2 separate regions of the Homo sapiens genome follow, and region 2 is linked to region 1. A link is a contact called in ENCODE Hi-C or POLR2A ChIA-PET data. All regions are on one chromosome and are shown on one strand. Each heading gives the region's core, a stretch centred on a gene start or an enhancer-like site at or near the end of the contact. The rest is flanking DNA. Distances are from core to core; before and after follow the strand shown.

Region 1 (2,798 bases), core at 156-2,655:
TCACTGAGAAATGAGCTCTAAGTTTCTCTTAGAATGCTGCTCAAATAGCTCCTCTACAGCATTCAAGGATCTGGCCCCAAAATACCTCTTTAGCCCAATACCCCCCGCCCCCTGCACCATGCCAACAAACGGAATTATCCATGATTTCTAGGCTTTGTCTTCTCGCTTTTGCTACCCCTTCCACACACCTCTTCTGCAATCCTCCTCTCCTAAATCCCATCAGGCCTTCAAGACTCTGCTCAGCATCCCCCGCCCAGGAAGCCTTCCAGGTTTCTGCGAGGCAGAAGTGATCGGTTCGGTTTTTCCGGGTGCCGTTCTAGCACTCCGTCGTTCTTTCACAGGACTTATCACCTCCTTCCCGGTATCGCAGTTATTTGTGTTCTCGTCTTATCTCTCACACCAGAGCCTAAGCTCCTCGGGGGAGGGGACCGGGGCCCGCTTCACCTTTGAATCCCTCCGGTGCGGGCCGACTACGGCGCCTGCACGCAGTCTGCGCTTGGGGTGGTTCCATTGAACTCCAGAACGCTCCGACCGCCCAATTCCTAACCAGAAATCAGTTAGGCATTTTCCTGAATTGGTCACAAAGCTGGTATCTGCCTCCCGACAACAGGAAGTTTACCAGGGGCGGGAGCGAGGCGCTGAAGCCCGGGTGCAGCCGGTGACAGTTGACCCGGCCCGCACTTCCCCGCCCGCCCGACTCCGGCCCGGACCACCACGCGCCGCCAGCCCCGCCAGAGAACCACGGGGGGAGAGGCAGGAGCGCCTGGACTGCAGGCCCCCGGGCGCCCCACGCCGGCGAAGGCAAAGGGAGCGTCTCAGCGAGGGACCGGAGCCGAGCCGGGCGGAGAGGGCAGGCTGGGCCCGGCTGCTCCCGGGGGCTCCGGGGACAAGCTGGGCCGGGGCCGCCGCCACCCAGGAAAATGGAGGCAGCCCCGGGGCCGGTGAGGGCCCAGCGGGGCAGGCGGAAGCCGGGCAGGCGTCCGCACCACGAGCAGGGCCGGCCGGGGGTCACTCACGGGGCTGGGCCGGGCGTTCCCTTCTCTGCCTCCGCGTCGTCGCTGTCCCCGTCCTCGGCCGCCGCCGCTTCGGGCTGCTCGTTCGGTCCCCGCGGAGTGGCTCGGACGCTCGGCCCCTCCGTTGTCTTCCGCCCGCTCCTGCTCCCGGCGACGGGCTCCCGCGGCGGCGGCGGCTGCGCGGGCGGACGGCTGCCCAGGGGCTCCCGCGGCTGCCGCCGCGCTGCTGCGCTCGCTTGGGCTGCGGCTGCTGCTGTGGGGCCCGGCGCCGCCTTAGTCTTCGCCTGTGCCCCCGCCCCGGCGCCTGAAGGCTCTGTGTCTCCCAGGCCGCGCCGCTCCCCGAACCCCTCGCCCCGCTTGCGGCCCGAGCCCGGCTTTGACGTGCGCACTGCGCAGCCGCCGAGGACGCGACGTCGGGCGGTGCCGCAACGCCCCCTTCCGCCTCGGGCGCCCCCGAGCGGCCGGCGGACTCAGGGCGCCGCAAGTAGGCGCGAGGCCCGAGCGGGAGGGGCCGCAGAGAAAAGCAGAAGCCAAGCCCCGCAGTTCCTCTTCCTCCGCCGCAGCTTCCAAGGCGGGGCTCAGCCCTTTCTCCTCCGCCTGAGCGCTCTTACTGCGGGAATCGCACGCCCACTTTCAACGACCACTTCCTCAACTCTTCAAGCTTAATTCTGCGAGAGGCCGGGATCCCACTTTGTGCAGACCGATTCTTACTTTCTTGGAGCAGATCGCTTCATTTTAGCATCCAGGGGGACACAGCATCCAGGGGGACAAGTGCCAGAACGTTCCAGATTAATGGGAATATTCCTATTTAAATCAGCAACCTGGATTTAAGTCCTGCTCCACCATTTGCTATCTATGGGCTGTTTCACGTCCCTGTGCCTGGATTTCCTCACACATTAAAAAAAAAAGTGTGTAATAATATAGTGGTACCAGCCACGGGCTTCTGAGGATGAACGGGACAGTGCATTGCAAAGCTCTGACAACGGAGCCTGGCACATACAAATGCCATATGTGTGTATTTTTGTTTCTTTGTTTTTAATGTGTAACTGAACTACTTTTTAAGCGCCTCCTGTACGTCAGGGATGGGGCAGTGAGCGAAACAGTCCATGCTCCTAGCACAAACAGTTGACAAATAATTGACTAATAAACCTACAGGTATGTATAATACTGGACAATTGGGCCAGGCGCGGTGGCTCACGCCTGTAATCCCAGCACTTTGGGAGGCCGAGGTGGGCGGATCACGAGGTCAGGAGTTCAAGACCAGCCTGGCCAACACCGTGAAACCCCATCTCTACTAAAAATACAAAAAACAATTAGCCGGGCGTGGTGGCGGGCGTCTGTATTCCCAGGTACTTAGGAGGCTGAGGCAGGAGAATCGCTTGAACCCGGGAGGCGGAGGTTACAGTGAGCCGAGATCGCGCCACTGCACTCCAGCCTGGGCGACGCAGCGAGACTATCTCCAAAAAACAAAAACAAAACAAACAAAAAACAACAACAAAAAAACAAATACTGGACAGTTAAAAACACCACTGGGTGAGGAGGGGAGAGAAAGCAGGGTGTTGTTATTTACAGTGTTCATTCAGGGAGCAGCTTCCTGGAGAGAGAGAGCCTGGGAGCTTTCTGTATGGAAAGGCAGAGGGAATAGCAGGACCAAGGCCCTGAGGCGAGAATCTGCTGGCTTGAAAGCGGCCCCAGATAGGGGAAGAGATGAGGAAGAAGTGCGGCCCTACCAACCAAAGTTAGGACTTCCTGTTTTTACTCTCAAGGAGATGGGAAGCAATTTGA
Region 2 (2,798 bases), core at 83-2,582, 340 kb before region 1:
TTTATTTGATCTTTACAAAGCTCTGACTGGAAAAACTTCCTGATACTGAACTAAAATTCATCTCGCGATCACTTGTATCTCTTGGGGACAAAAAGTCTTATTTCAGGTACAAGTGACAGCTCTTCAAATGTTTGAAAGTAACTACGTCTCCCAGTATCTCCAACGATCTCCTTAACCAATCCTCATAAAAATAAAGTTTTGATCGCCTTACCATTCAGATTACTGTCTTCTGCTCACCAGTTTGTTTACAATAAAATGCTTTCTTTGTGGGTCAAACACAGAGTAAGAAAATGAGAAAAGGGTATGTAAATAGGCAACGGAAAAAAGCACCAAGGCTCTGGACAGCTATATGCAAGTCAATCTGTAACGGGGAGCTTAAGTCTCCAATTGAAACTTGATCTCTGTAACTTACTCCATTGCAAATGTCACTACGTGAATCTACCTATGCAATGGTTTGCGCGTATGAAACCTGCTCCGCAGATCCATCCATTCTTTCTTGAATGTACAGTCAACAGACTGAGCACATAACCTCGAAAGGGTATAAGTAGGCTCTCAGTATAAAGGTATCTCCAGGGCGTCTTTAGGGTCTTCGCCGAACCCAAAAGTTCTCTGGGTGTTTTGAATGAACACCCTTGGATCGGACCCAGAAATGACCCACCTCAAACCTAATTTCGGGTTTCATTCTAAGGCGAATGGAGCTCGGCCACGTCCAGAAACACTTCTGTAGCAGTTAGGCTGCCCGATCAGGGGGGTTTGCCTTACTGTTCAATGGCACAGGGGCCCATCCCACCCCGGCCCCCTGCGGGCAAGAACTGGGGCTGGACGACCTCACACGGCCAAGAATGGGAGGCACAGAAAAAAGGTAAGCCCTTCTGGGGTCAGGGGAAGGCCCAGGAAGCCCCTCGGGTCCTGGCGCTGGGGTGTGATTGGGGAGGGATGCCGAGGCGGTCGACCCGGCTCGATTCCCTCAAGCCAGAGAAGCACGCAGTGACCTGATCAGACTCCCAGCCCCCCGGCCCGGGGGTGGGCCCTGGGCAGCAAGAAGCTGCCCAGGCCGGCGTTCCGCCGGGAGGCGCCCAGTCACCGGCCCTGACTCAGCTAAAAGCCGGCGCGGCGGCGGCTCCTCCCTCCAGGCGCTGGCTACGGGCCGCACTCACCGGCCGAGGTGATCATGGCTGCGCCCCTCACTCGCCCGTCGGCTCGCTCGCCGTTCCAGCTGCGCAGTGTATCTGTCAGCTCAGGGGCCGCTCAGTTCACCGCGCCTCCTTGCTCCCCGGGTGCGCTGCTCAGTCAGTCGCCTCCTCAGGCCGCCGGCTCGCTTCTCGCCAGGACCCCGCCCGCCCAGGGGCTGCCCGCCACCCCGCCTGCCGCCCGGCGCGAATTCTCCCCTGGCCTGCGTCTTCTGCGCGGCGGTATACTCCCCAGCCCTCGCGGAAGGGTACACAGAGAACACCATTGTTTTCTCTAAACCTCCTCGAGGTCAGGAGTCCCGCGCAACGGAACACTGGTCTGCACCTGAGGTCAGGCATTAGAATGGCCAGCCCTGCAAAGAGAGGACCCCCACCATCACCCGCCATTGCTGAGAGAAAGGGTGTTGAGGGGAGGTGCGAGCATTGCGCGCAGTGCCACCTACTGGTGGGAGGTCTCGCTGCAACACATCTCCCACCAGATAATGCTTAGGGAATTGGGGCTGCCGCAAACAGCGTTTTTTTTTGTTTTTTGTTTTTTTTCCCAGAAAAGTGGCTTTCAATTGTTTTCTAAAGCAAAACCTATCATAAAAAAAAGAAAATCCCCATAGAAGTGCTTTATTATCATAATGAATCCACAAGTAATCATTGGCTTATTATAAAGTTGAACAATGAAGGTTTTTACTTACTTTTGGAAAAATGTCCAGTGTTGTCAATATATTAAAATGTGCAGTAGTTATATGGCGAAAGCCTTTCCAAGGGAGAAAAAATGTCTTCCATTCTTTCCTTCTATCTGCCCAGGTCCTCTTTCCCCCGACGGCAGTGGGTTCTTCGTTTCTAATACATCTTCAGAAATTTGAAATGGCAGTTGCAATGGCCATTTGCAGTCTTATGCTAGCTTCAAGAAGTCAATTTATTTCAAGAGTCAGTACTGAGAAAGTCTTGACAAGGAATAGGGCAAACGGTAGCATTTTTTTCAGCCACCGGCCTTGCACTATCAAGCTAAACTCTTCAATCGCACAGCGATGGCGAGTTCATTTCTACGGCCTTCTACGTAACCTAGGGGCACAATCAATGTCTTGTGGTTGCCAGTGAATTAAATGTGCTTGATAACACATTTTGTTGTATCTGTGACTTTTTTTGTTTAAATTAGAATTCTTAAACTGTGGTTGTTTAAAATATATTAAATATAATTATTGAACATTTTTGAAGAGCCTGTGGCTCAGATTGAAAGGCAGGGCTCGAGAAGATGTGCATGCAAAGTAAACAGATTACTTGGGGTGTCATTCTACAGAGGTACTTCTTTTTTTTTTTTTTTGAGATGGAGTGTCCCTCTGCCACCCAGGCTGTAGGGCAATGGCGCGATCTCGGCTCACTGCAACCTCCGCCTCCTGGGTTCAAGCGATTCTCCTGCTCAGTCTCCCAAGTAGCTGGGACTACAGGTGTATGCCACCACACCCGGCTAATTTTTGTATTTTTAGTAGAGACAGGGTTTCACCATGTTAGCTAGGATGGTCTCGATCTCCTGACCTCATGATCCGCCCGCCTCGGCCTCCCAAAATGCTGGGATTAAAGATGTGAGTCACTGCACCTGGCTCTACAGAGGCACTT

The links. A loop is a pair of places that touch in the nucleus more often than their neighbours do. ChIA-PET counts read pairs that join two places held with the same protein, here RNA polymerase II (POLR2A). Pooled maps may share reads with other maps.
Region 2: a loop to region 1 is called in a map of CD8-positive, alpha-beta T cell, with 9 times the contacts of the local background. The contact joins the promoter of PSMD1 here to the promoter of CAB39 in region 1. A Hi-C loop is called at or near these places in 7 of 168 maps with a recorded cell type or tissue (B cell, CD4-positive, alpha-beta T cell, CD4-positive, alpha-beta memory T cell and 4 more), 1 of 37 single-sample maps with no recorded cell type and 24 of 50 pooled maps. POLR2A ChIA-PET finds 5 or more read pairs at or near these places in 1 of 52 experiments (HepG2).

What each region holds. Positions count from the first base shown.
Region 1 is chr2:230,711,449-230,714,246 of GRCh38, reverse strand. It overlaps CAB39 (calcium binding protein 39), which reads right to left and starts at 1,405. Exons shown (of 9, transcript NM_016289.4): 1 at 1,017-1,405. LOC124907996 (formin-like protein 16) reads left to right here and starts at 921. Exons shown (of 4, transcript XM_047446832.1): 1 at 921-2,168. The coding sequence starts at 921. The coding sequence ends at 1,679. RefSeq lists a silencer at 694-1,633.
Region 2 is chr2:231,055,401-231,058,198 of GRCh38, reverse strand. PSMD1 (proteasome 26S subunit, non-ATPase 1) reads right to left here and starts at 1,332. Exons shown (of 25, transcript NM_002807.4): 1 at 1,158-1,332. The coding sequence starts at 1,173. LOC112268432 (a long non-coding RNA gene) reads left to right here and starts at 453. Exons shown (of 2, transcript XR_002959456.2): 1 at 453-862. RefSeq lists a silencer at 1,242-1,431.